Regions from separate parts of the Homo sapiens genome. Here region 2 is linked to region 1. A link is an interaction called in ENCODE POLR2A ChIA-PET data of the cell type or tissue named here. Cell type or tissue: Panc1. All regions are shown on one strand. Links, peaks and the distances in the headings refer to the core of each region. The heading gives the core; the rest is flanking DNA.

What was found. Peaks named below come from ENCODE experiments on the same cell type or tissue, not always from the same donor. Only the 100,000 strongest peaks of a DNase experiment are listed, where the experiment ranks them.
Region 2: POLR2A ChIA-PET joins it to region 1 with 12 read pairs; 4 of 35 experiments call an interaction of 5 or more read pairs at or near these places.

The regions. Positions count from the first base shown.
Region 1 is chr19:10,414,514-10,424,369 of GRCh38, reverse strand. It overlaps PDE4A (phosphodiesterase 4A), which reads right to left and starts at 3,832. Exons shown (of 15, transcript NM_001111307.2): 1 at 3,286-3,832. The coding sequence starts at 3,605. RefSeq lists enhancers at 2,790-2,979, 4,160-5,039, 6,033-6,583, 6,584-7,135, 7,438-7,557 and silencers at 3,190-3,239, 3,470-3,939, 7,658-7,927. In Panc1, for the core only: CTCF peaks have their summits at 2,948, 3,207 (motif pointing left), 7,386, 7,590 and 1 weaker place; DNase peaks (open chromatin) are centred at 4,129, 4,549, 7,529, 7,559 and 1 weaker place; H3K4me3 peaks cover 6,044 bases; H3K27ac peaks cover 3,111 bases.
Region 2 is chr19:10,182,159-10,192,014 of GRCh38, reverse strand. The region is part of intron 1 of DNMT1 (DNA methyltransferase 1); the gene reads left to right. Among named protein-coding and RNA genes, the nearest start is that of DNMT1, 7.9 kb to the left of the region's middle. RefSeq lists an enhancer at 7,580-8,080. In Panc1, for the core only: no CTCF peak of the experiment used is centred there; no DNase peak of the experiment used is centred there.

The DNA.
Region 1 (9,856 bases), core at 1-8,000:
CAGCTCGGCTGCCTCCACCTGCTCCTGGGGCCACACTGTGCCCCCACCTCGATGGGGAAGTTTTAGGGCCCAGGGAGGGGGGACGCAGGGTCCGTATGTTGGCCCCGTCCCCAGTTCAGACAGCTCCCCACCCCCACCACCAAAGTCCTCCTCTTCCTCCCTCTCCATCTGCCTCTTGACAGATCGTGGCTGTGCCGTGACTCAGCCGTCTCATACATCTTCAGGTCTGGAGGGGAGGTTTGGATGACATCTCCGGTTGGGGGTGGGCAGTGCCCTCTCTCTGGGGATTCCTTTGACCCAAATCGGGGGAGCTCGCTGGACTCCTTTTGCGGTAGCTGGATGAACTCCAGTGTGGGGAGCACTGAATCCTGTATGTGCCCTGGTAAAAACCCCCTTTTTGAAGAAATGCCTGTTCTAAGCATTGAGGTTGCCATCAGACACCTTCCTCCTTTTCCCTGGGAATGGGGGAGGACCCTGGCACTGATGCCAGCTACAGCCCACCCATCAGTCCCAGCTTTGGACCTCAGCACAGACACTGAAGGGTGCACAGGCCCACAGTGAAACAGAAACCCGAGTCTACGTGGGGATGTGGTTAAGGTTCCTGTTTTTTTCTACTCACCCTGGAGAAATGGGATCCACCCAGGTCCCCCCTCCTTAGTCCAGGTCCCTGAATGGAGATCTACTGATTATGTTAAGTCCTTTACACACATCTCCAAGCTCACAGAACCCTCAAAGTGACCCCCACATGGCAGTGCCAACAAAAGCCCCACTCTACAGACTGGAAAATTAAGGCTCAGAGAGGGCAAGACACTTATACAAAGATGCACAGGAATTGGGCGGACCTGCGTTGCAATTCCAGCTCCCCCATCTCCTGGTTGTGTGAGTTTGGGTGAGAAAGAGAAAAGGTTTAGCTGGGTGCAGTGGCTCATGCCTGTAATCCCAGCACTTTGGGAGGCTAAGGGGTGGGCAGATCACCTGAGGTCAGGAGTTCGAGACCAGCCTGGCCAACATGGTGAAACCCCATCTCTACTAAAAATTCAAAAATTAGTCAGGTGTGGTGGTGGGCGCCTGTAATCCCAGCTACTCCGGAGGCTGAGGCAGGAGAATCACTTGAATCCGGAAGGCAGAGGTTGCAGTGAGCTGAGATCACGCCACTGCACTCCAGCCTGGGTGACAGAGGAGACTCTGTCAAAAAAAAAAAAAAAAAAAAAAGAGAAAGGGTTTTGTCTCTGGGCTCCAGTTTCTCCATATGCCAGCAGGAATACCCTGCTGGAATACCCAGGGCACTGGGGATGAGGATGCATATGGAAAAGTCCCTGGCATGGAGCCGGAGGGTGAGCCATTGCGAGATGGATACCCACCAAAATAATGATGATTATTACCACTCAGCCACTGTCCCCTAAGACTCAGTGCCCCAGAGACCAGGCTAGGAGGAGTCCCTGGAGCCTTGCAAAGAAATGGGGCCTGGAACCTACTTCACTTCACCCACCCCTTGGTGTCTTAGGACAGTGACCTGTGCCAGTTTGGCCCCCTGCCCCAGTTTTAGCATTTTCTGTTGATTCCAACTTTCTCTTCCTTCAGCCTCTCTCCAGTTCCCTTTGGGAAATGTCAGCCCATGTATGCTGGGCCCGTGACACTTGCTTCCTGGTGGGTAGAAGGGTGCAGGGGGACTGGGGCTGGGGGGTGATCAGAACAGAGGTGGGGGTGGCCTGGAGGGCTGCAATGACTGCTGAAGACCCCCAAAGAGACTTAGGAAGAGTAGGGCTACATCTTAGAGAGGCCTCACTCAGGAGCTCCAGGGATAAGGAGCCCAAATCTGACCGTCTTGGTGATATCCCCAGCAGTGGGGCATCCAGGTAGAGCACACGGGCAAAGCTGTCAGTTGCACACATCGCTGGAGCACAAGCAATCAGACCCTGGAGCACCATCAGAGGAGGAACAATAACTAAGAACACCAGGTGGTTAGAGGACACCAGTTCTTAGGATACACCAGGCAGAGGGAACACAGACCACATGTCAGAGCACCGACGCTCAGACGTGAGCACCTGGTGAAGACTAACACACAGCCACTGTGTTTCAATCACAGTGTCCAAGGAGCACAGACTGTTCCACGAACTCAATCACATTGTTCCCCAAGTGTAAACACCCCAGTGCCACAATCACTGCATGCCAGAAATGACACTGTCACAATCACATTGTCCCTAGACCACCAACACCATTGCACAATCACTGTCCTAGGAGCAGAAACAGTCACTCTATCCCAATCACTGCATCCCATGAGGCCACAGTCACCCTGTGACAGTCACAGCATTCTTGGAGCACACACAGTCACTGTCGCAAACCCTGTCCCAGAAACACACAGTCACACTACCCTGGAAATACACAGTCACACTGTCACAATTACACTGTCCCTGGAGGACACAGAGTCATCGTGTCACCATCACAAGACCCCAGAAGCTCACACAGAGCACACAACTGAGGTAGCCACAGCTGGTCATACCCGGACAGCTGGAGCAAACGGAGGTCAATCGGAGAATACCCTCAGAGGAGACCAAGCTCAACACACATGCACCCTCACTATGCTGTCACCTCTGCAGTCAGGGACTCCTTCCCTCTGTGCTGGGACTGCGCCCCCCCTCCACTGTTTCCTGCCTCTGAACAGCTACTTAACGCTAACACTCTTGCCCTGAGAGGGGAACTCCAATCTAACGCAAGGCTCCCAAAACAGTGCTCCCCCAAGAGGCACCCTCTGGATTTCTGACCCCAGCTGCTGCAGGAGGAGTCCACTAACATCCCCGCAATAGAGTCCTCCATCCCCTAGAAGGACCCTGAGAGCACCCCACCCTGAAGTAAAGATCCTGGTCCTAGCAGGCACCCCCTTATGGAGTGCTCCAAGAGTACCCCAAACACTGCGAATCTAGCCCTCAGTATAGTGCCCCCAGGAAGGTCCCTCCAAGTGGTTCCCAGCTTAGCAGCTGTTCTGCACTGTCACCAAGAATACAGACCCCTAAGTGTGCAGCCCCCTTCCCCAACCCAGACCTCGTTAACACCACGCGCAGCGTGGCGCCCCCTAAATGGACCCCAGGATGGGCTTCAGCAGGAAGCCTCCCGTAGAGCGCACAACCAGGGGCCAGGTCCCAGACGCCCCCGCAGCCGAATTCCCTCCGCCCCCGCCAGCCAAACCGACCCCACCCGCATCCTAGCGCCCCCTGCGGCCGGCAGCTCGAGTTGCCTCCTCCCTGCGCGCCCATCCGTTCCGCGCGCATCCGCCGCGGGGAGTCTTACCGCCTGCTGCTGCCTCCGCCCGCGCCGCCGCTGCCGGTGCCAGTGCCATGGAAGGACGAGGGCCAGGACATGCGGGTCGTGCGCAGGCCGGGCCGGTCGCTGGTGTCCATGGCATCGGCGCGCTCTATGGGCCGGTGCGGCTGCCGCTCCCGCTCGGCGCGCTCCGCGCTGTCGGAGTAGCCGCGCTGCTGGATACGGATGGGGGTCCGAGGCTGCCGCCACAGGTGCTGCGGGGGAGGCTTCAGGGTGGCCTGGCCCTCCCGGGGCCCGGGCAGTGACAGAGACAGGCTCCTTTCCGAGGGGACGGTCGGGGGTTCCATGGCGCCGGCCCCCACTTGCGCCCCAGGGGGCCCTGGCCCTTCCAACCTACACCCCGCTCAGCTGCGCGCAAGCCAGCGAGCCCAGGGCCCCGCGGGTGCGCCCGGCCGCGGTAGGGCCATGGCGCCCCGGGGACAGACCCGGGGGCGCTGCGGGCCAATCGCCCCCGGGCCGGGCTCTGCAGCTTCCTTTCGGCGCCTGGAGCTCTGCTCAGTGCCCGGCGGCGCTCTCCGCGCTCCGCGCTCCGCGTTCCGCGGCCCGCTCGGCGCCAGCCCCGGCTCCTCCGCCCCGTCCCGCCCCTCCCCGCCCCCCGCCCGCCGCGGCTGTCAGCGCCGCCCCCCTCCTCCTCCGTCCGGGCCAGCGGGGGGCAGCTACCTAAGGAGGGGGGCCCTTCCCGCCCACGCAGATCCCCGCTCCGGGCTGGGAGGGGGCGCTGGAACTCGTCTGTCTTCAAAGCACCCTGCTTGGCCGCGGCGCGCACAGGCACGAAGGAGTTAAACGGTTAATCCGATCTGGAAGCAGACACCGGACTGGTTGCCAGAGTGTCAGTCAGTCGGTCCATCATGGCGAGGGCGGAGTCCGGTGTTGGCGTGTCCTCGCCGCTACCCCTGGCGGGGGGCAGTTTTTGAGGAGTGGTCCTAGTGCCACCGGCGCGGTACCTGCAGCGGGCGGCGGCAGAGTGTGTGGGATCTCCTGTCTGTGCGTCGGAGGATAGTGATGGTGCGGGCCCGGGGCGGGATGTGCGCGCACGTGGCCTCTTCCGAGGGTTGTCTGTGTTTTCAGTGTCGGCTGGAAGTGTGTGTGCGCACGTGGTTGGCTGCTGTTGTCTGCCCGTTTCTCTGGATTTGGCTGTGTGTATAACTGTGTGTGTCTGTGGGTGAAGGATGTGTGCGCACATGTGCTACCTATTTGGAGGATGTGCATCCCTACGTGGTCTTTTTTCAGGTGGCCTGGGGACTGTGAATGTGTTCTCAAGCGCTTGGATGCGTTTGTGGTCGGTGTGTGCTTGCGGAGTTGTGCACGCGATTCGGCCTCTGTCGTCTGACTGTAGTGTCGGAGGACGTCTATGTATGTTAGTGTGTGCGTGTGCGTGAGTGTATGTGTGTGGTCGGCCTGGGGCCTCTGGGGTGTTTCTGGGGTGTGTCCCATTGGTTCCCTTGTGGCTCCAGGAAGACACCCTGTGGCGGATACCGCAGCTGCCGGCCCACCGCTCTATACATCGCTGCCTCTTCTAAAGCGCTTCTGCCAGAGGTAAACTGAGGAAGGTCCCAGGTAGCCGCGGAGCGCACCCCCGTGCCCTTTTCAGGCGAGTAAACAGGCGAGCCTCCTCCCTGCGGCCCCCGCCAGCAGAGCCCCCCTTCCGGCACCTAAATCGGGAGTCGCCGTGACTCACGCTCCCGCCTCCCCCAGCGCCGCGCCGAGCGAGCAAGCAGAGAGCGAGCGGGATCCGAGTGCGCCCCCATCCCCCTCAACCCCCCCAAGGATGGCTGCTGGGCGGGGGGAGTGCACGCGCCCGCGTGTCCCACCGCCCCCCCCCCCCACGCCGATAAGAGCTCGAACGCGAAACTGCTCTGCTGCGGGACCCGGGGACCAGACCCCTGCCCCCGTGCGCCCCCTGTCACGGGCTCCCCAGGGCACGCGATGCCGTTTGCCACCGCCCTCCCCCCGCGCCCTTCTCCTTATTTGAAAAAAAAAAAAAAAAAAAAAAAAGACTGCCGGTCTTCAACCCCCACAGCCACTTTTCTCCCCGCCAGAGGGGGCTCCCGGCGTGGGCGAACGCCGAGCAAAAACCGGCCCCCCCATCAGCAGCCGCCGGGTATTCCAAGGGCCAAAACTGTGTTCCCCACTTCTCTCAGGAACACCCCCCCCATTACACACTCAAAACGGCTTCTAGGGAATTTGCAGGGGCTGTGAGTTCTCCCCAGATCATATTTGAGAGTCCTGGGCTGGGCCAAATTCTTGGCGGGGTATGCTGTAACGTTGGTTAGAGATCTGGAAGCGGGTGGGAGTGCGTAATGTGAGGTGGGTGGGGGTGTCAGGACACAGCTGGGGTTGCAGAAGAAGGAGGAAACGAGGAGCGGTGGCCTGAGCTGGGGGATAAACTGATCTGGACCTGAGGCTAGTGGGATGGGCGTGGAGAGGTATAATTAAGCAGCTCCAGGGGCGAGAGACAGTCACTTGCTCTCCCTATCTGGAAATGAACCATTGGACCATGACGGAAACAGAGACCCTGGAACCCTCCAATTGAGTAGATGGGGGTGGGGGTGGATTGGAACTGCCGAAAGCGGTGACCAGAGGAGGGCATGGGGGCAGGGGCCGGCCAGAAGCCAGGACCAGCTCAGCTGTCTGACTTTCCAGCTCATTCTTGAGCCAAGAGGGGGGTTGAGTACTCTGGGAAACTGGTTGGGTACCTGGAAGGTCCCCAGATGAGAATCAGCAGGAGGTGCTGTGTGAACCCAGAGCTCGCAGATATTTCTCACATCTCCCCAGGAGAAAGAAAAATACTAGTCCAGACCCCTTCCAAGACTCCACCATCCCCTTCAAGGCGGAGAAGAAACCTGATCCTCCCAGGCGGGGACATGAAAGCCGGTGCACAGCCGCCTGATCAACCTGCCCCAGCTCTGTGAATATGGGAGCATCTTGGGGGCTGGAGACATGACACCCCTTTCCTCAGTCCTGCCCCTTGCTGACTCAGGCAGCTGGAAAATGAAATAAGGGGTTCCTAGAGCCTGCGAAGGGTGCCTTGGGGTAGGGGTGTCACAGCCCGCCACAGGACAAGTTGCAGCTAGTTTTGCAAACGGCAGGGAGCATGGAGATCGGGAAGGGCTGGTGGCTGGACCTAGCCCAGTTGGCACTGTGCCTCCCCAACCCACCTCCCACTCTGCTCCCTCTCCTACCTACCTGTCGTTCTCGGCCCTGGTGATGGAAATCCGCGGTGGGATCAGCAGCGGCAGGGTGGTGGGCCGTGGCGGCAGAGGGACCCCAGGGTCCGAGGGCTCAGGCTGGGCCCAGCCCAGGCCAGGACCGGACGAGAGGCGGCGGCGAGGGCGACGCAGGTCGGCCCCCAGCATGTTGGCACGGTCGGATTCGGGGGTCTCCCTCGACCTCTGGGGAGGGACAAAGTGGAATAGGGGCGTGGCCTGGCTGGGAAGCTCTGAGCCCCTCTCCCCAAGAACACCCCTACCTAGCTGTCTAAGGGAGTAGTTAATGGCGGTATAGGCTCCCCTTCACGTGTGAGCCACTCGCTGACCCCTCACACAGAGGGTGCCCTGCCATCCCTTAGGTCTGAGAGTGCCCCTTCTCAGCCATAATTTTTGTGGGGTCCCCTCTCGATGCCCCAGCCTTGGGGTCTGTCACATCTAGACATTCTGTCTCAAGTGTGAGACCTCTCTAACACATCACCTTTTTAGGGTCTCTTCCCAACCTCCACGTCTAAGAGGGCCCCTCTTGGTCTTAATGTCAATGCCCCCCTCCCATCCCTCACATCTGAGACTCTCAAGACCTCACCACCCCTAGCGCCCCCTCCCACCTCCTCGCCAAAATCCTCTCCTCATTTGAGAAGCCTTTGCCTGCTGTCCCTGGGCCGGCTGAGAGCCTCTTAGGGCAGCAGGAGAAAAAATGGAATCAAGGGGGTAAACTGAGGCACGAGGGGACCAAACTCCTCACAGCTTGGAGGTAGTGAAGCCACGTTCAGGAAATAGCCGTGGTCACTAGAGGGCGCTAGTCTCCCCCAAGGGGCGAAGCCCCGCCCCTAGCCCAAGCCCCTCCTCTCGCACCTCGTCCCCGGTCCCTGCCACGGACAGGGCACTGCGACTCCTCTTCATCTCGCCAACCTAGCGCGCCGTTGGGACTGCGGTGGCCATGTCGGCAGGGCCAGGGCCTCCTACAAGACCAAGCCAAACGCATCTGCCATCAGTGCCCCAGGGCTCCCCCTGCCGGTCGGGCCTAGAACCCGCCCCCGCCACTTGCCTATTGCCTCTCCTGGGGCGTGACGTCAGCGGACTGACGCACCACCAATGTGGTGACGTCGCCCCCGTTGCCAGGGCGACAGCTGACGCACGGCTGGGCTCCTGACGGCGTCAATGCCGGGGTTGGCCACTGGGGGGCCGAGAGCCTCCGGGCCCGGGTCGCCCCAGCCCCCACCCTTCCTCCCGCGGGGGCTTCCCCGGCTCGGGGATCCCGCAGAAAAAACTGGGAGCTCCCAGAGCTGGCCGCGTGCGGCGCGTGGTCCGAGCCGGGGGCCGGAGGAAGCGTCTCCTCCGAGCTGTTGGGCTTTTAAGCCTTAAACCCGAAATAGCTCCGATGTGCGGGGGCCGGGCGCAGAGAGACGGCGGCTTGGGCACAGATGGGGGACGCACAGGCAGAGGCGCGTGGAGACAGACAGGGACGTGTGGAAATAGAAACAGACAGACAGGGACACAGACGCCGTTCCCGAAGACGGGTGCGCTCTGCAGCCACCGATCCTTGTCTGAAATGCTTGGGGGAGGGAGAGGCTGGCTTACTTTACCTTGGCACCCAGGCGCTGAAGATTATTGCTGTGCGGCCATGGGTCAGTGTCTTAAACTCTGTGAGCCTCAGTTTCTTTTCTGTGAAATGGAATGATATTCCCTACAGGGTCCATGTGAGAATGAAATGAGATCAAACCATATTGAACAGAATAGTGTCTGGCACTCAGTAAATATTTAATAAATGGTAACATCTGACCCTGTGGGAGCCTGTTAGAACTCGATTCAGATCATGATCTTCCTCTACTCAGAGCCCTAATAGCTCTTACCTCACTCAGAGGAAACGTCAAAGTCCTCGCGTGGCCCACACAGTCCTGCTAGATAACGCCCAGTCACCTTCCTGCCCTCAGCTCCAGCCACACTGGTCTAGCTGTTTCTGGACACAGCAAGCATGCTGGTGCCTCAGGCCCTTTGCACTTTCAGTTCTGTCCACCTGGAACTCTTCCCCCAAATATCCGCAGGTTGGCCAGATGCGGTGGCTCAGGCCTGTAATCCCAGCACTATGGAAGGCCAAAGCAGGTGGATCACTTGAGGTCAGGAGTTCGAGACCAGCCTGGCCAACATGGTGAAACCCCATTTCTACTAAAAATACAAAAATCAGCCGTGCGTGGTGGCAGGCGCCTGTAGTTCCACCTACTTGGGAGGGTGAGGCAGGAGACTGGCTTGAGCCTGGGAGGTGGAGGTTGCAGTGAGCCGAGATCGGGCCACTGCACTCCAGCCTGGGCAACAGATCGAGACTCCATCTCAAAAAAAAAAAAAAAAAAAATCCGCAGGTCCCTTACCTCTTTTAGGTCTTTGCTTATATCTCATCCTTTCAGGCATTTCTTTCTTTCTTACCCCACCCCCACTTAAAATTATAATACAACCTCCTAGGACTTCTGGTCCCCCTTTTCCCGCTCTTCCCCCCTCATACCACACTATGTAATTTGTTTATTACATTTATTGTCTGTGTCTCCTCACACTGGAATATTAGCTGCAGGAGGGCACGAAAACTTTGTTTAATTATTATGTTAACAATAATGTAGTATTATTCTTTACTATCTCCTGAGCGTCCTGAACAGAATCCGGAACATAATAGGCTTTTAATAACCTGTTCAATGTCAGGTTATTATTGAGAGCCTGATAGTGTAATGTTCCTAACAGTTCTACTGTGTACTAGCTGGTTTATCCCCTACTTTGGTTCTTTTGTTTCTACTTTTTAAATAGAGACTGGGGTCTCACTATGTTACCCAGGCTGGTCTCAAACTCCTGAGCTCAAACTAAAGCTCAAACTCAAAGTGCTGGAATTACAGGTGTGAGCCATCACACCCAGCCTAGTTCTCATTTCTTTATTTTTTTTAATATTTATTTATTTATTTATTTATTTGAGACAGGGTCTCACTCTGTTGCCCAGGCTGGAGTGCAGTGGCACCATTGCACAGCTCACTGCAGCCTCGACCTCCCAGGCTCAGGCTATCCTCCCACCTCAGCCTCCAGAGTAGCAGCTGGTACTACAGGCACGCGCCATCATGCCTGGCTAATTTTTGTTTTTGTTGTTTTGTAGAGATGGGGTCTTGCCATGTTGCCCAGGCTGGTCTCAAACTCCTGGACTAAAGTGCTCCTCACACCTCAGCCTCCCAAAGTGCTGGGATTACATGAACCCATGTTCATGCTGGGCATGAACCACTATGCTCAGTCTGGTTCTTATTTCTTTTTCTTGCCTTATTGCCTTAGCTAGCACTTCAGTTCAATGTAAATTAATGGAAACT
Region 2 (9,856 bases), core at 1,857-9,856, 230 kb after region 1:
CCATCTCTACTAAAAATACAAAAAAATTAGCCAGGTATGGTGGCAGGTGCCTGTAATCGCAGCTACTCGGGAGGCTGAGGCAGGATAATCGCTTGAACCCAGGAGCCGAGATTGCACCGTTGCACTCCAGCCTGGGCAACAGGAGCGAAACTCTGTCTCAGAAAAAAAAAAAATTTTTTTTTTTAGAGATGAGGGTCTTGCTTTGTTGCCCAGGCTGGTCTTGAACTCCTGGACTGAAGCAATCCTCTGCGTTGGCCTCCCAAAGGGCTGAGATTACAGGCGTGAGCCACAGGGCCCGGCCATTATTCCTCAAGAGTTCTTAAAAGTGGATGCTGCAGGAGTTAACTGCCAGGAAGCAGGAATTCCTGCTAAGGTCTGCTGCTTGCCAAAGCCTTTCCCTTCAACAGGGGTTGCCAGTAGGCCACTGGCTCAGGGGCTCTGTTGGCCCTGTGCAAATATTTTGTTTGGCTGAATTGGAATACCATTAGGTGAGCCTTACAATCCACCACTGACCCTGGGTTCCACATTTCTTTACACTCAGATTGCTTCACTGTAGGCATTGGAGTTTTGGAGGACTGCTTTTGACCATGTGGTAGACATTGAAATTGTAGTTTATATGACTCACTCCACAGACTTTTTTTTTTTTTTTTACATTTTGAAAATATTTCATTAAATGAAAAATAAACATGGTATCCAACAGTACTTGAAACTTAGATTTTTTTTTTTTTTTAATTGAGGCAGGGTCTTGCTCTGTGGCCCAGGCTAGAGTGCAATGGTGTGATCTCAGCTCACTGCAGCCTCCGCTTCCCGGGTTTAAGCAATTCTCCTGTCTCAGCTTCCCAAGTAGCTGGGATTACAGGTGTGCACCACCACGCCCAGCTAATTTTTCTTTTTCCCCCTCGAGGCTGAGCCTTGCTCTGTCGCCCAGGCTGGAGTGCAGTGGCCGTGATCTCGGCTCACTGCAACCTCCACCTCCCGAGTTCAAGCAATTCTCCTACTTCAGTGTCCCAAGTAGCTGGGATTACAGGCGCCCGCCACCAAGCCCAGGTAATTTTTGTATTTTTATTAGAGACTGGGTTTTGCCATGTTGACCAGGCTGGTTTCAAACTCTTGATCTCAAGTGATCCACTTATCTTAGCCTCCCAAAATGCTGGGATTACAGGTATGATGGTGTCCAGCCGGTTCATTGTTTTTATTTTATTTTATTTTATTTTATTTTATTTTATTTTATTTTATTTTATTTTATTTTTGAGACAGAGTCTTGTGCTGTCGCCCAGGCTGGAGTGCAGTGGTGCGAACTTGGCTCACTGCAACCTCCCCCTCCCGGGTTCAAGTGATTCTCCTGCCTTAGCCTCCTGAGTAGCTGGGATTACAGGCATGTGCCACCACGCCCGGCTAACTTTTTCTTATTTTTAGTAGAAACCGGGGTTTACCGTGTTGGCCAGGCTGGTGTTGAACTCCTGGACTCAAGTGATTCGCCTGCCTCAGCCCCGCAAAGTGTTGGGATTACAGGCATGAGCCACCGTGCCTGGCCTTTTAATTCATTCTTAAGCCTGCTCTCAGACAGCTAGGCTTGCTTCTCCACAATAAAGAGTGTTGAATTTTGTCGGTGTATCCCGCATGGTGCCATTATAACACTGAAATTAGTGATTATTTCAGGGTCTGTTACCAGAGCGTGTCTGCCGTATTCACTGTATCTGCAGCTTGGAGCACAGTAGACTCAAATGCTTGCATGCCAGCTCTTCCCCTGTACAGCCTGGATTAACACTGATGCTAGCAGACTCCTTTGCACAACTGATTAGCTTTCGTAACTACCACAGCTTTCTTACTGCTAGTCATTCTGTGATGGGATTAAGCTAGGTCTTGAACTCCTTAACTCCAGTTCCTTGGCTACTACTGAGTACATACTGAATAAGGCAAAATTGACTTACCTCTTTTGTTTTGCTCCCCTGTGGTAGAATTCTAGGGGTACAGACTGCTGGGTTTCAAATGCCGCCCTACTTGCCAGCCGTATGGCTAAGTTATTGAACTTCTTGGTGCCTTGGTGTTTCATCTATAAAAAGGGGGTGGGGCTGCCTGCTCGACAGGGGTGTTAGGAAGACTGAGCTTATCAGTACAGATATGTTGAGAGCAGCACCTGTCCAAAGCCCTTCATCACTGGTTATTACGTGGTACTGTGTGTACAGTGGGGATGCTGTGGGTTTGGTTCCAGACCACTGCAGTAAAGTGAATCTAGCAAGAAAGTGAGTCACACACACATTTTGGTTTCCTAGTATGTGTAAAAGTTATTAGACTAGGCCGTGTGCAGTGGCTCATGCCTGTAATCCCAGCAGTTTGGGAGGCCAAGGCAGGAGGATCGCTTGAGCCAAGGAGTTCAAGACTAGTCTGGGCAACATAGGAAGACCCCCCCCATCTCAAAAAAAAAAATAAAGCCAAAAGTGGTGGCATGCACCTGGGGTCCCAGCTACTCGGGAGGCAGAGGTGGGAGGATCACTTGAACCCATGAGGTCGAGGCTGCAGTTTGCCATGATTGTGCCACTGCACTCCAGCCTGGGTGAAGGAGTGAGACTCTGTCTCAAAAAAAAAAAAAAATCAGCTGGGCGTGGTGGCTCACGCCTGTAATCCCAGCACTTTGGGAGGCCAAGGTGGGCAGATCACGAGGTCAGGAGATCGAGACCATCCTGGCTAACACGGTGAAACCCCGTCTCTACTAAAAATACAAAAAAAATTAGCCAGGCATGGTGGCACACGCCTATAGTCCCAGCTCCATGGGAGGCTGAGGCAGGAAAATTGCTTGAACTTGGGAGGCGGAGGTTGCAGTGAGCCGAGATCATGCCACTGAACTCCAGCCTGGGCAACAGAGCGAGACTCCGTCTCAAAAAAAAAAAAAAAATCATCTGAGTCTTCAGCGATTCATAATCTTTTTGCAGGTGGAGGGTCTTGCCTCAAACTTGCCGGCTTAAAGGACATACATTTATTACCTTATGCAGGTCAGAAATCTGATGTGGGTTTCACCGGATGAAAATCAAGGTGTAAGCAGGCTGCATTCCTTTCTGGGGGCTCCAGGGGAGAATCTGTTTCCTATTTTGGGGTGTTGGCAGAAGGTGGTAGTTGTAAGACTCAGGTCCCATTTTCTTCACTGGTTCTAAACTGAGGGTCGTTGCCCGCTTCTGGAGGCGGTCTCATCCCTCGGCTCATGCCCCCTTCCTCTACCTTTAAAGTCAGCATTTGCGGGTTGCATCTCTCTCTGACCCGTCCTCCAACGTTGCCCGCTCTCTGCAGCTAGAAAGGTTCTGTGTTCTTAAGGGCTGAAGTGATTAGATTGGGCCCACCCCAGATAATCCAGGATAATCTCCCCATCTCAAGGTCTGTATTCTTAGTTACATCTGCAAAATCGCTTTGGCCACGTAAAGTAATATATTCACAGGTTCCAGGGATTAGGGCATGAACATTTTTCGGTGGGTCCACTCTTTTTGAGATGGAGTCTCGCTCTGTCACCCAGGCTGGAGTGCAGTGGCATGATCTCGGCTCACTGCAACTTCTGCTTCCTGGGTTCAAATGATTCTTGTGCCTCAGCCTCTTGAGTAGCTGGGATTACAGGCGTGAGCCACCAAGCCCGGTTAATTTTTGTATTTTTAGTAGAGATGGGGTTTTGCCATGTTTCCCAGGCTGGTCTTGAACTCCTGAGCTCAGGTGATCTACCCGCTTCAGCCTCCCAAAGTGCTGGGATTACAGGCATGAGCCACTGTGCCCAGTGGGTCTACTCTTTTGCCTACTGCGGATGCCTTCTTGGGCAGCCCTGCTCCAGCTGCCATGCAGCCGGCCTGAAGAAGCTGGTTTGACAGAGACTTGTAACTTGTCTTGCATGGTCCACTATATTTTATTTTTAGAGACAAGGTCTTGCTGTGTCACCCAGGCTGGAATGCAGCGGCACAATTATAGCTCACTGGGCTCTAGTGATCCTCCTGCCTCAGTCTCCTGAGTAGCTAGGACCACAGGTGCATGCTGCCACACCAAGCTAATTACTATTTTTTGTTTAGGCAGGGTCTCTGCTGTGTTGCCCAGGCTGGTCTTGAATTCCTGAGCTCTATTGATCCTCCCGCTTTGGCTTCCCGAGTAGCTAGGCCTATAGGCACATGCTAGCACACCCAGCTAATTACTAATTACTATTTTTTGTAGAGACAGGGTCTCGCTGTGTTGCTCAGGCTGGTCTTGAATTCCTGGGCTCTAGTGATCCTCCCGCCTCAGCCTCCTGAGTAGCTAAGACTATAGGTGCATGCCACCACACCCAGCTAATTACTATTTTTTGTAGAGACAGGTTCTCGCTGTGTTGCCCAGGCTGGTCTCAAATTCCTGGGCTCTAGTGATCCTTCCGCCTCGGCCTCCTGAGCAGCTAGGAGTACAGGTGCGTGCTGTCATACCCAGCTAATTACTGTTTTCTCGTAGAGACAGGGTCTCACTGTATTGCCCAGGCTGGTCACAAATTCCTGAGCTCTAGTGATCCTCCCGCCTCTGCCTCCCGAGTAGCTAAGACTATAGGTGCATGCTACCACAGCCAGCTAATTATTCTTTCTTGTAGAGACAGGGTCTCGCTCTGTTGCCCAGGCTAGTCTCGAATTCCTGGGCTCAAGTGATCTTCCTGTCCTGGCTTCCCGAGTGTAGAGATTACAGGCATGAGCCACTGCGCCCAGCCATGGTCTGCTGTATTTCAGACGAGCATTTCTGGCGTAGAGGTGTTAGAGTAATCTAACATTTTATAATTTCTTCCTATCCAATCTATACTAGATACCTCTGCTGGGTTAGTTTTCTTAACACGGCTCTGATGTCATTGGTTCTACTTCCCCTTGACTGCTTTGGTGTTTGTTAACTATGGAACAAGATGGATAAGTGTGATGCTTTTGCCCTCCCTCCGACTGTCCCCAGCCACCTCTCTGGAGGTGCCTTTCCCTCCCTGTATGTGGCCAGTCTCACGTTTGTTTCTTGTGTGTTTCCAGAACCAGCCACTTCTCAATGGTGCCCCTGTTTGAGCAGCTTCCTGTGCCCGGTTCACACAGAGCTGTCAACTTCTTCCTGAGGCTGTTATACCCTTTCTCTTGGGAATCCCGCAGGCGTGAGCTGTATTTGCCTTATTCCTCTGTGGTTGTTTATATATATCTTTTTTTTTTTTTTTTTTTTTGAGACGGAGTTTCACTCTTGTTGTCCAGGCTGGAGTGCAATGACGTGACCTTGGCTCACCGCAGCCTCCACCTCCCGGGTTCAAGCGATTCTCCTGCCTCAGCCTCCTGAGTAGCTGGGATTATAGGCATGTGCCACCATGCCTGGCTGATTCTGGATTTTTAGTAAAGACGAAGTTTCTTCATGTTGGTCAGGCTGGTCTCGAACTCCTGACCTCAGGTGATCCGCCCGCCTCGGCCTCCCAAAGTGCTGGGATTACAGGCATGAGCCACCGTGCCTGGCCAGCTGTTTATATATATCTTATCTCCCCTCTGCAGAGGGTTCATCTCTGAGGGAAGCACTAGGAAGGAATCATAGGGTCTCAGGCTGGGCACTAAGCCGGCATTCTGAGTCCTCTGCTCCGTCCTTCACGGCTGTCTGCGACCCTCCTGGCTTCAGCAGGTGTGATCGGTGTCATCACAGTTTTACCAGGGAAGGGATGTCGCTAAAGTTACCCTCCCGCCAGCTCCTCACTGCCTGCCTGGGATCCCACCTGCCACTCTGGGGCCAGGCAGGTTAAATCCAGTTTCTACTGGATGAAACATTCTAGGGGTTTTGAAGGTTTCTCTATTCTCTTTGCCAGGCTAAATATCCCAGTTCATATGAGGGGTTGAAAGAAAGCAGACCCATTCTGCAAGGACACCTTGGTCTCCGCAATCAGTTGAACCTTGTCCTTCACACCCCAGGCAACCTCGGGATCAGGGGACTGGCTGGCTTGGTCGAGGTAGAAGCCATGTCCTTCCAGTTTTCTCAGCGGCGTGACTGAGAAGTCAAGTGTAACGCTATTACCACAGCGTGTGTGCCTCTGGCTGGAAGTACCAGTTTCTGTAGCCCTCCTGACTTAAGGCTCTCCTTGGACCCCAGTTGCTACAAGGGTAGAATGACTTTTGCCTGGAAGAGGTTCCTTGTGCTCCTGGAAATCCTGATGTCAAAGCATCTTTTTTTTTTTTTTTTTTTCTTTTGAGACAGGGTCTTGTTCTGTTGCCCAGGCTGAACAGGCTGGATTGCAGTGGTACCATCATAACTCACTGCAGCCTCAACCTCCCAGGCTCAAGCGATCCTCCCACCTCAGCCTCCCAAGTAGCTGGTACCACAGGTGCACACTAACCACACCCAGCTAATTTTTACATTTTTTTTGTAGAGATGGGATCTCTCAGTGTAGCCCAGGCTGGTCTCAAACTCCTGACCTCAAGTGATCCTCCTGCCTTGGCCTCCCAAGGTGCTGGGATTACAGGCATGAGCCACTGCGTCTTGCCTGGCCTTGTAGCACCTTGAGTCCAAGTGATACAGTATATATAATATACAGTCTATATTACCACTGTGTTTGTAGGGTGCTAAGTGTCTCTTCTACAGAGCAGTCTTTTTTTTTTTTTTTTGAGACAGAGTTTTGCTCTGTTGCCCAGGCTGGAGTGCAGTGGCATGATCTTGGCTCACTGCAAGCTTCACCTCCCGGGTTCACGCCATTCTTCTGCCTCAGCCTCCTGAGTAGCTGGGACTACAGGCGCCCACCACCACGCCTGGCTAATTTTTTGTATTTTTAGTAGAGGCGGGGTTTCACTGTGTTAGCCAGGATGGTCTCCATCTCCTGACCTCATGATCCGCCCACCTCAGCCTTCCAAAGTGCTGGGATTACAGGCGTGAGCCACCGTGCCCGGCCCTACAGAATGGTCTTTCCTAACCACACAGCAAGTCAGGAAGTCCCTGCCTAGTGACACCTACATCTAATCACTTAGCTCTTTGCCTGGAGCAGGGCCTGGCATTCAGCAGGTGCTCATATGTGAGCGGCGCTGGTGGGGAATCAGGGCCCGCATGACCCAGAGCAGCTGTTGTAAGACATGGGTCCAGCAAAGCATTCCTCATGCTGCTGCCTGCACTTACCCTCTAGGAAGGCCAGCCTGGAGGAGCCACTTCTGCCCTTCAGGCAAATGATAACTGAGCACCTGTCTGTGCGGGTGCTAGGTGGAAAGGTCCAGAGATGGCAGTGGCCTGGTCCCTGCCTGGGGCACCTTCTCTCCACCAACAGACACTTACCCAGCTGGTTAGGCCTGTTCTCACCCCGCAGTCTGTAGTTAGCACCCAGGCTGGGAACAACAGCCTGTGTTCCTCTCCCTTTCCTTGGTACCTTCTCTTCTTGTTCCTTTATTTTTTTCTGAAGAGATAGGATCGCCCTATGTTGTCCAGGCTGGACTCGAACTCCTGCCCACAAGCCATCCTCCCACCACAGCCTCCTGAGTAGCTGGGGTTACAGGCACGCAGCACCGCGGCACTGCACCGGCTATTGTTCTTTTATTTTTTTCCCTCTTTGTCCCTGAAAGAGTCAAGCTACTAATTGTCAGTAATCAAATCAGACCACGATTTCCCAGGCAAACTCCTGGCAGTTCTACATTTAGGAATGACTAGCTAGAGACATCCTGAAGAATGAGTTATTCGGGGAGGCGCCAGCCACCTCCTCTAACTTCACCTCTATCTGCCCTCTGTGTGGGTACCCCTTGCTTCCCTGGATGCTTGACTCCCCCATTTCATCCTCAAAATGCCACCACCCCCCACCAGGCCTTTAGGAACATCAGCTGGCTGTTCCCCACAGTGTCCTGTGGCCCTGGGCTACTCATTCTGACACTGGCCATACTGTGGCACACCTTGTTATGGGCTGTTGTCAGACCCAACTGGAGAAAGACCAGCTGTAGGTCATTTCCCTTACGGGAGTGCCCCAACTATATGACCTGCCCCCTCTTTCCTGGTATCTTTTTGAGTCAGGGTCTCACTCTGTCTCCTAGATTGGAGTGCAGTGATGCAATCACGGCTCACTGTGGCCTCGACCTCCCAGGCTCAGGTGATCTTCCTTCCTCAGCCTCCCAAGTAACTGGGACCACAAGCACATGCCACCAAACCCAGTTATTTTTATTTTATTTTATTTTATTTTATTTTGAGACAGAGTTTCACTCTTGTTGCCCAGGCTAGAGTGCAATGGTGTGACCAGCTCACTGCAACCTCTGCCTCCCGGGTTCAAGTGATTCTCCTGCCTCAGCCTCCCAAGTTGCTGGGATTACAGCCACCCACCACCACGCCTGGCTAATTTTTGTATTTTTAGTAGAGATGGGGTTTCGCCATGTTGGCCAGGCTGGTCTCAAACCCTTGACCTCAGGTAATCCACCCACCTTGGCCCTCAGGTAATCCACCCAACTGCTGCTGTATGTTGGGATTCCAGGCATCAGCCACCACGCCCAGCCACTAATTTTTGTATTTTTGTAGAGATGGAGTTTCGCCATGTTTCCCAGGCTGGTCTGAACGCCTGGGCTCAAGTGATCCGCTCGCCTTGGCCTCCCAAAGTGCTGGGATTATAAGCGTGAGCCACCATGCCTGGTCTCTGGTACCTTTTAAAATATACAGGCTGGGCATGATGGCTCATGCCTGTAATCCCAGCACTTTGGGAGGCTGAGGCAGGTGGATCGCCTGAGGTCGGGAGTTCGAAACCAGCCTGACCAACACGGAGAAACCCTGTCTCTGCTAAAAATATAAAATTAGCTGGGTGTGGTGGTGCATGCCTGTAATCCCAGCTACTCGGGAGGCTGAGCCAGGAGAATCGCTTGAACCTGGGAGTCGGAGGTTGAGCTGAGATCACACCATTGCACTCCAGCCTGGGCAACAAGAGCAAAACCCTATCTCAAAAAAAAAAAATATATATATATATACACACGTATATATACGTGTATATATATATACACACACATATGTATACATATATACGTATGTATACACATATATACGTATATATACACATATATATGTATATATACACACATATACGTGTATATATATACGTGTATATATATATGCATGCCAGACATGGTGACTCATGCCTGTAATCCTAGCACTTCAGGAGACTGAGGCAGGCGGATCACTTGAGGTCAGGAATCTAAGACCAGCTTAACCAACATGGTGAAACCCTGTCTCTACTCAAAATACAAAAAATTAACGAGGCTGGTGGCACCTATAATCCCAGCTACTTGGGAGGCTGAGGTGAGAGAATCACTTGAACCCAGAAGGTGAGGGTTGCAGTGAGCTGAGATCGCACCACTGCACTCCAGCCTGGGCAACAGAGCGAGACTCCATGTCTGTCTGTCTGTCTATCTATCTGTATAATGTATATGTATGTATGTATATATGTGTGTGTATATATATACACATATATACATACATATATACACACATACTCTGTTACAGAGCTGCTGTGTGTGTGTGTATATATATATACACATATGTATATATACACATATACACATATATATGTATATATATACACACATATATATACACATATATATGTATATATATACACACATATATATACACATATATATGTATATATATACACACATATATATACACATATATATGTATATATATACACATATATATGTATATATATACACACACACACACATACACATAATTGTGTTACAGAGCTGCTATGTAATCTCACAATCATCAGAAAAATGACCCCCAAAAGGGGAACCTTGTTCAGATCAGATGACTTCTTAGCATTAGGCATTCCAGTAGGACACTCTAGACTCTTGCGGGGAGACAAAAGCCAGCTTAGTTTTTTCTAACACTCATATGTTAAACTTGTTTGTGTCCAAAACTT